Regions from separate parts of the Homo sapiens genome. Here region 2 is linked to region 1. Evidence: read pairs that join two places in POLR2A ChIA-PET (ENCODE). Cell type or tissue: A673. All regions are shown on one strand. Each heading gives the region's core, and the rest is flanking DNA. Links, peaks and the distances in the headings are about the cores only.

Region 1 (2,924 bases), core at 176-2,675:
GTTTAAAAGCTTGGGGTCATCTGATGTTATTCAAATTGCCAATCAGAGAAAATAAGGAATCATATATGAAACTTCATATGCATAGGTCCCAGGAGGGGAAGTTATATTAATCTAATTAACTGGTTAAATTAGGATTATTAATTATATTAATTTAGGTGGTTATATTAATGAAGGTGTGGAATTCCTAAGGGAATTCTGATTTTTTTTTTTTTTTTTTTTGAGACAGAGTCTTGCTCTGTTGCCCAGGCTGGAGTGCAGTGGTGCAATCTCGGTTCACTACAACCTCCGACTCTTGGGTTCAAGCGATTCCCCTGCCTCAGCCTCCCAAGGAGCTGGAACTACAGGTGTGTGCCACCATGCCCTGCTAATTTTTTTATATATACATTTTTAGTAGAGACGGGGTTTCACCGTGTTAGCCAGGATCGTCTCAATCTCCTGACCTCATGATCTGCCCGCCTCGGCCTCCCAAAGTGCTGGGATTACAGGCATGAGCCACCGCACCGGCTCTGATTTTTTTTCTTAATCCCATTACAATGCTGATAATATCCTGTCCCAAGCCTACAGACCAACTTACACTGTCACCAATGCAACTTTATGGAATTCCTCATATACACCTGAAGGCTTCCTTAGAGGTTGCCAATTTAGCTCAAGCTGTAGCAAGATTTGAAAATATTTAAGAAACTTTACATGTTTTCCTTATTCAAAGGGTGTCTTCAGTTTATTTATTTATTTATTTATTTATTTTTGAGATGGCATTTTGCTCTTGTTGCCCAGGCTGGAGTGCAGTGGCGTGATCTCGGCTCACTGCAACCTTCGCCTCCCAGGTTCAAGCGATTCTTCTGCCTCAGCCTCCCAAGTAGCTGGGATTACAGGTGCCCACCACCACACCCGACTAATGTTTGTATTTTTAGTAGAGACAGGGTTTCACCCTCTTGGCCAGGCTGGTCTCGAACTCCTGATCTCAGGTGATCCACCCACCTCGGCCTCCCAAACTGCTGGGATTTCAGGTGTGAGTCACCAAGCTGGGCCCAGTTTGTTTAAAACTTGGTGAAGATTGTTTTGTTTGCTTTTGTTTGTCTGATCAAAGGATGAAAAACACACGTTATCATATAGTTAATATGTGTCAATGGGATAGAAAAATAATAAAGTACTAGTTGCCTTCTTCACCCTAATAATAATACACCACAATACTTGCAGGCTAGAATTCAGATATATTCTCACTCACCCTTAGTCACTTCAACATCTTTCCTGGTGCCAGCCAGAGTGCTATAGATCTTTCTAATGAGTTCCATGTTGTTAAGGAGCGAATTAAATCCATTAAAATAGGAGAAACTAACTTGATGGGATGTGGTACCTCCAGCAGCCTCAAATAAATTGAAAACAAGAGAGAAGAAAAATATACAAAAGATTTATAGATGATTCAGAAGTACATACATCTAAAACTAGTTTGAAAGTAATCAAAAATGCATGTACAAGAAGAAATGACTATAAGTATTTTTCTTTTGCATTAAAAAAAAGCTATAAATGATTTTTAGAAGCAACTGCAACTAATCATGACCAGAACTTGTACTCTCCATACACAACTCCTAGAAAACTAAATAAATACATGTGTAGGATTATAACAGGACTAGTAGTAATTTAGAGTTCAAATTTCAATTGGAAATGTTTTATAAGTTGGTTTATTTCATCTAATGAGCAAATCTTAAAGGCTTAAACATGCAAAAACTATAAGTACATATGCACACATGTGTGTGCTTATGCATGAAAAACTGTATTGTATCAATGCAAACATACTATGAAAAGTAGTCAATGTAACATTAATATCAAGACTTGTCAAGTTACTTATAACCAGTAATAAATAATCATTTAGGTACAGACTTTACATTGGTGGGATTTCTAGCAAACAAGCATATTATGGTAAAATTATGAGATGCCATATACTTTCATGGGGGGTTAAGACTAGTAAAAATTCTGATAATCAGAATTTTTAAGAAACCATATTTCTTCACAGGGGACAAGGGAAACAGACAGAATGTCCATTATGAATGAGACTTCAGTTTGGAGTTTCAAATTCTATCCTTCCCTAGCAAGGCAAAATATTTTTATTAGGAAAGCACTTCTTTACAAGGTAACAACCACATAAATCTTCACTTAGTAATCATTTAAAATAGCTGACATGAAAGTTTAGTATGGAGTAGAGAAGGGGGCGCCCAAGAAAAGGAGTTAGATTAACACAGTGCCAGAATGGAAGAGGCCTCGTTGGAATACCATGTCTCTAGAACTAAGGACTTGGGGGAAGAAAGGAAACTGAAAGGCTACTCTGAGTTCCTGCCTATGGTAAGCACTGTGGGAAACCCAGATGATGGTGAAAACAGTATTCTCCCTGGGATTAACAAAAGGAGAGTTACCACGGGCTATTGGTCCTAAAACTGAGTTATTACCAAAATCACCCAGAAGCTTTACAAAATTAGATTCTAAGACCTCATCGCCTATAGATGGTGTATGATAGGCCTAGAAGAGATCTCAGAATCTGTAGTTTTAATAGTTTTTAGTGGTGATTCTGGTGCTCCACGAGCAGGTCTTAAGAACCACCACCACAGAATGTTGCAGGACATCCCCAGGGCCCATGAGGGAAGGACAGCAGCTGACACCTGGAGGAGGGAGGCTCCATGAAACACAACTGCAGGGCTCTGCTGTCACATGTAACTCTGTGGCCTCGACACATACACGGTGAAAGGGAATCTAAGGTTTGGAGTTTCTGTTGTGCTAACTACTCTAACAAATGATATACATGTGCACTATTTTTTTTTTTTTTTTGCCTTAGAGCATCTAAGAAGATTAGCAAAAATCAGCCCTTGATATACTTCAAAATCTAAAACAAAATTAACATGAGATCACAAATCTGTTTTTCCTTTTATCTTTAA
Region 2 (2,924 bases), core at 157-2,656, 110 kb before region 1:
AGCGGGTGAAAGAATTTTTATTGATTTCAAGATTAAGTTTAAACATAGATTCTTATATATGATGGAGTTTTTATTGCTATTTTAAAGATAGGTATTGGGTCAATAATTTCGTATAAACAGATGGTTTCAATTCCCTGAATAACAAAATGCCGGTGGTGCTAAGCCACAGTACATGTTGTGTTTCCATTCTAATGCGACATGTTTATTAGACACAGGTCTTAAACAGTGGCATGAGATGATCCTAGTGGCCCCCTTTTCACTGTATTTTTTCTTTATGTTTTAATATTTACCTTTTCCTTTCTTAATGGCATGTTGTCATTTCCTATTCAACATTCTTGTAAAAGGCTCAAGAGATCTGAGCTTTATGTCAATTATAAACTTCTAACCTTGAAGACAAGCTTTTACACAACTGATAATGGGAGAGAGGTAGACACACTAAAAAGTCTTTCCAAATACTGAGGCTCTTGGAACAAATACTACAGGTTCCATTGCAGCACCTCCAGTTCACTTTAATTATTATTATTGTTATAATTATCAATGCTTTTAGATTTGAAGTGTTTATTAAAGGAGATATAAGGCATTTTCTATGAGTGGGTGGCTGTATTCTATCACGATGTCACCCTGGAGACAGTGCCAAAGTTGTGGATCGCTTATTACACTTCGGTACTGCCAGAGGGAGGAAGACAGATTTAACAAAAGAGAGAGAAAGAGAGAGAGAGAGAATTTGAGTTTTTTGAAAAATTTTTTTTATCTTTATGTTTTCCTTTTTTCTTCTGATCATCTCCTCCCTGATGAGGTTTGAGAGATCAATACATATGTTTACTTTTTCCTTGAAGACTCACATTAATATGACTTTTTTATTCCACCATACACCTGCTTTCTGCCTTTTTAGTATCCTTAATCTTGGTAAATCCTGAGATCTGTCTCTCTCCATCTGTCCATAAACTATGACCCTATGGGGAAGGATCCCATTTAGCTCCTGTATTTTTTGTTGGATGTACACTTGTCATAATCCAAAGAAATATTCATGCCACTTACTGCCCGGTGACTATGTAAAAAGACTCTCCCTCCTTTTCTTTTTTGTTAAAGTGTCTCTTCTCTCTACCCCTTAATTCAGTGGAGCATATGATTTAAGAACAATGAGCCCTTTTTCCCCCCGGCACAAGGGATGTGTATTACTTAATGCACATGAAGGCAGTTGGTGACTCATCCAGTTAAACGTATTATTGTAAATTTGTATATTTAAATTCATATTCAGAGATTCTTTTATTCTGTTGTGAACCCTTTGGCAGGTTCCAACAGCAAGTGTGGCCATTGAGGGGGCATCCGCCCTAAACCGTGTTCGTTGGGCCCAAGCTGGCAAAGAAGTTGCTGTTGGGGACTCGGAAGGCCGTATTTGGGTCTATGACGTTGGAGAGGTACGTGTGTATTTGTGTTGTTGTTACTGTTTTGACTTGTGTATCTACTTTAGAAACCTAGTGAAATTATTAGCAAGAACTTGTAGGCCACAAGGACCCTCTCTAACGTGCTTGTAAATTTCCATTGACTTCAATGCTAGTTTGGCGAGACTTCCTTAGGGCCTAATTTGATCTTCTGTCTCCATGCACAGAACACTTAAGTTAACAATCTAAGCTCCTTTTAGAGTCCTGTAGAATGTCCCATCATCCTGTGATGGAGTGTGGCACTTCCCACTAATTTCATGAGAATGAAAAGTTTAGAGGCTGGGTGCGGTGCCTCACGCCTGTAATCCCAACATTTTGGGAGGCCGTGGCAGGTGGATCACGAGGTCAGGAGTTCGAGACCAGGCTGGCCAACGTAGTGAAATCCCATCTCTACTAAAAATACAAAAATTAGTCGGGCATGGTGGCAGGCACCTGTAATCCCAGCTACTCAGGAGGCTGAGGCAGGAGAACCACTTGAATCTGGGAGGCAGAGGTTGCAGTGAGCCGAGATTGCACCACTGCACTCCAACCTGGGTGGCAGAGAGACTCCATCTCAAAAAAAAAAGAAAAAGAAAAGAAAAGAAAAGTTTGCCAAATATATCATGCTAAAATTGAAAAGTTGAGTTTTGGTTGGTATGTTCAATTAACATATATACTATTTTTCTTTCATTAAAGTGTAGCCAATTGAGAATGTGATTAATTAGAATTTTGTGCCACTTGGTGGTATTCAAATTTATCATATGAGATATATACCTTTCTAGTATGTCTTATTACATGATACACAAAGTATTCCTGAATGTCATGGCATGTAAAAAAGGAAAAAAAAAAACAACTACACCTTTTATTTCAGACAAATCTCCTTGAATTTGCATACGATCTTAATTTAATGTTACATTATCTATCAATTGTACTTAAGATTGTGTGTTTATTTTTACTGTATGAGAAAGTGTTGACCAAAACCTTCATTTCTGGTGAGGTAAGGAACTTTTTCCTTAAAGAAAAAGAAAATATTGAACTTTCAAGCAAAACAAAATAAGAGCGTTATGTAATGCTATTTTGGCATAATATGAATCTAACATTGCATTCCAGGGGGAAAATATACCACATTTGTATGCATAGCATCCTAGACCTAGAAAGTACTCTGTGAGTGCCTGGTGGATGGGTTTAGCTGATCACACTGAGAAGGGTTCTTTATGGTTTCATCAATCAGCATTCTATAAATTTGGCAATCCTAAATGGTTTGTTCTACAATGGAACTTTTGATGACATATTATATACTGCTATATGGTATAGTTGATTATGTTGGAACAAGCTAGACGGTGTTTTTTAAAATTCAGCCAGGAACAAAAACCGAATGACTTTAGAAATGGGAGTTTTCTATTCTGGATGCATAATTCTAAGTAAAAAAAAAAAATCTCTTGCTTTTACTGCATGTTATCTATTTCATTTAACATCCCCTTGACTACTCCTGATACCACAAGC

The links. Peaks named below come from ENCODE experiments on the same cell type or tissue, not always from the same donor. Only the 100,000 strongest peaks of a DNase experiment are listed, where the experiment ranks them.
Region 2: POLR2A ChIA-PET joins it to region 1 with 8 read pairs; 3 of 35 experiments call an interaction of 5 or more read pairs at or near these places.

What each region holds. Positions count from the first base shown.
Region 1 is chr7:96,189,884-96,192,807 of GRCh38, forward strand. It overlaps SLC25A13 (solute carrier family 25 member 13), which reads right to left. Exons shown (of 18, transcript NM_014251.3): 7 at 1,226-1,364. Among named protein-coding and RNA genes, the nearest start is that of MIR591, 28 kb to the right of the region's middle. In A673, for the core only: no CTCF peak of the experiment used is centred there; no DNase peak of the experiment used is centred there.
Region 2 is chr7:96,079,071-96,081,994 of GRCh38, forward strand. It overlaps DYNC1I1 (dynein cytoplasmic 1 intermediate chain 1), which reads left to right. Exons shown (of 17, transcript NM_001135556.2): 16 at 1,293-1,418. Among named protein-coding and RNA genes, the nearest start is that of MIR591, 140 kb to the right of the region's middle. In A673, for the core only: no CTCF peak of the experiment used is centred there; a DNase peak (open chromatin) is centred at 1,151; H3K4me3 peaks cover 333 bases; H3K27ac peaks cover 890 bases.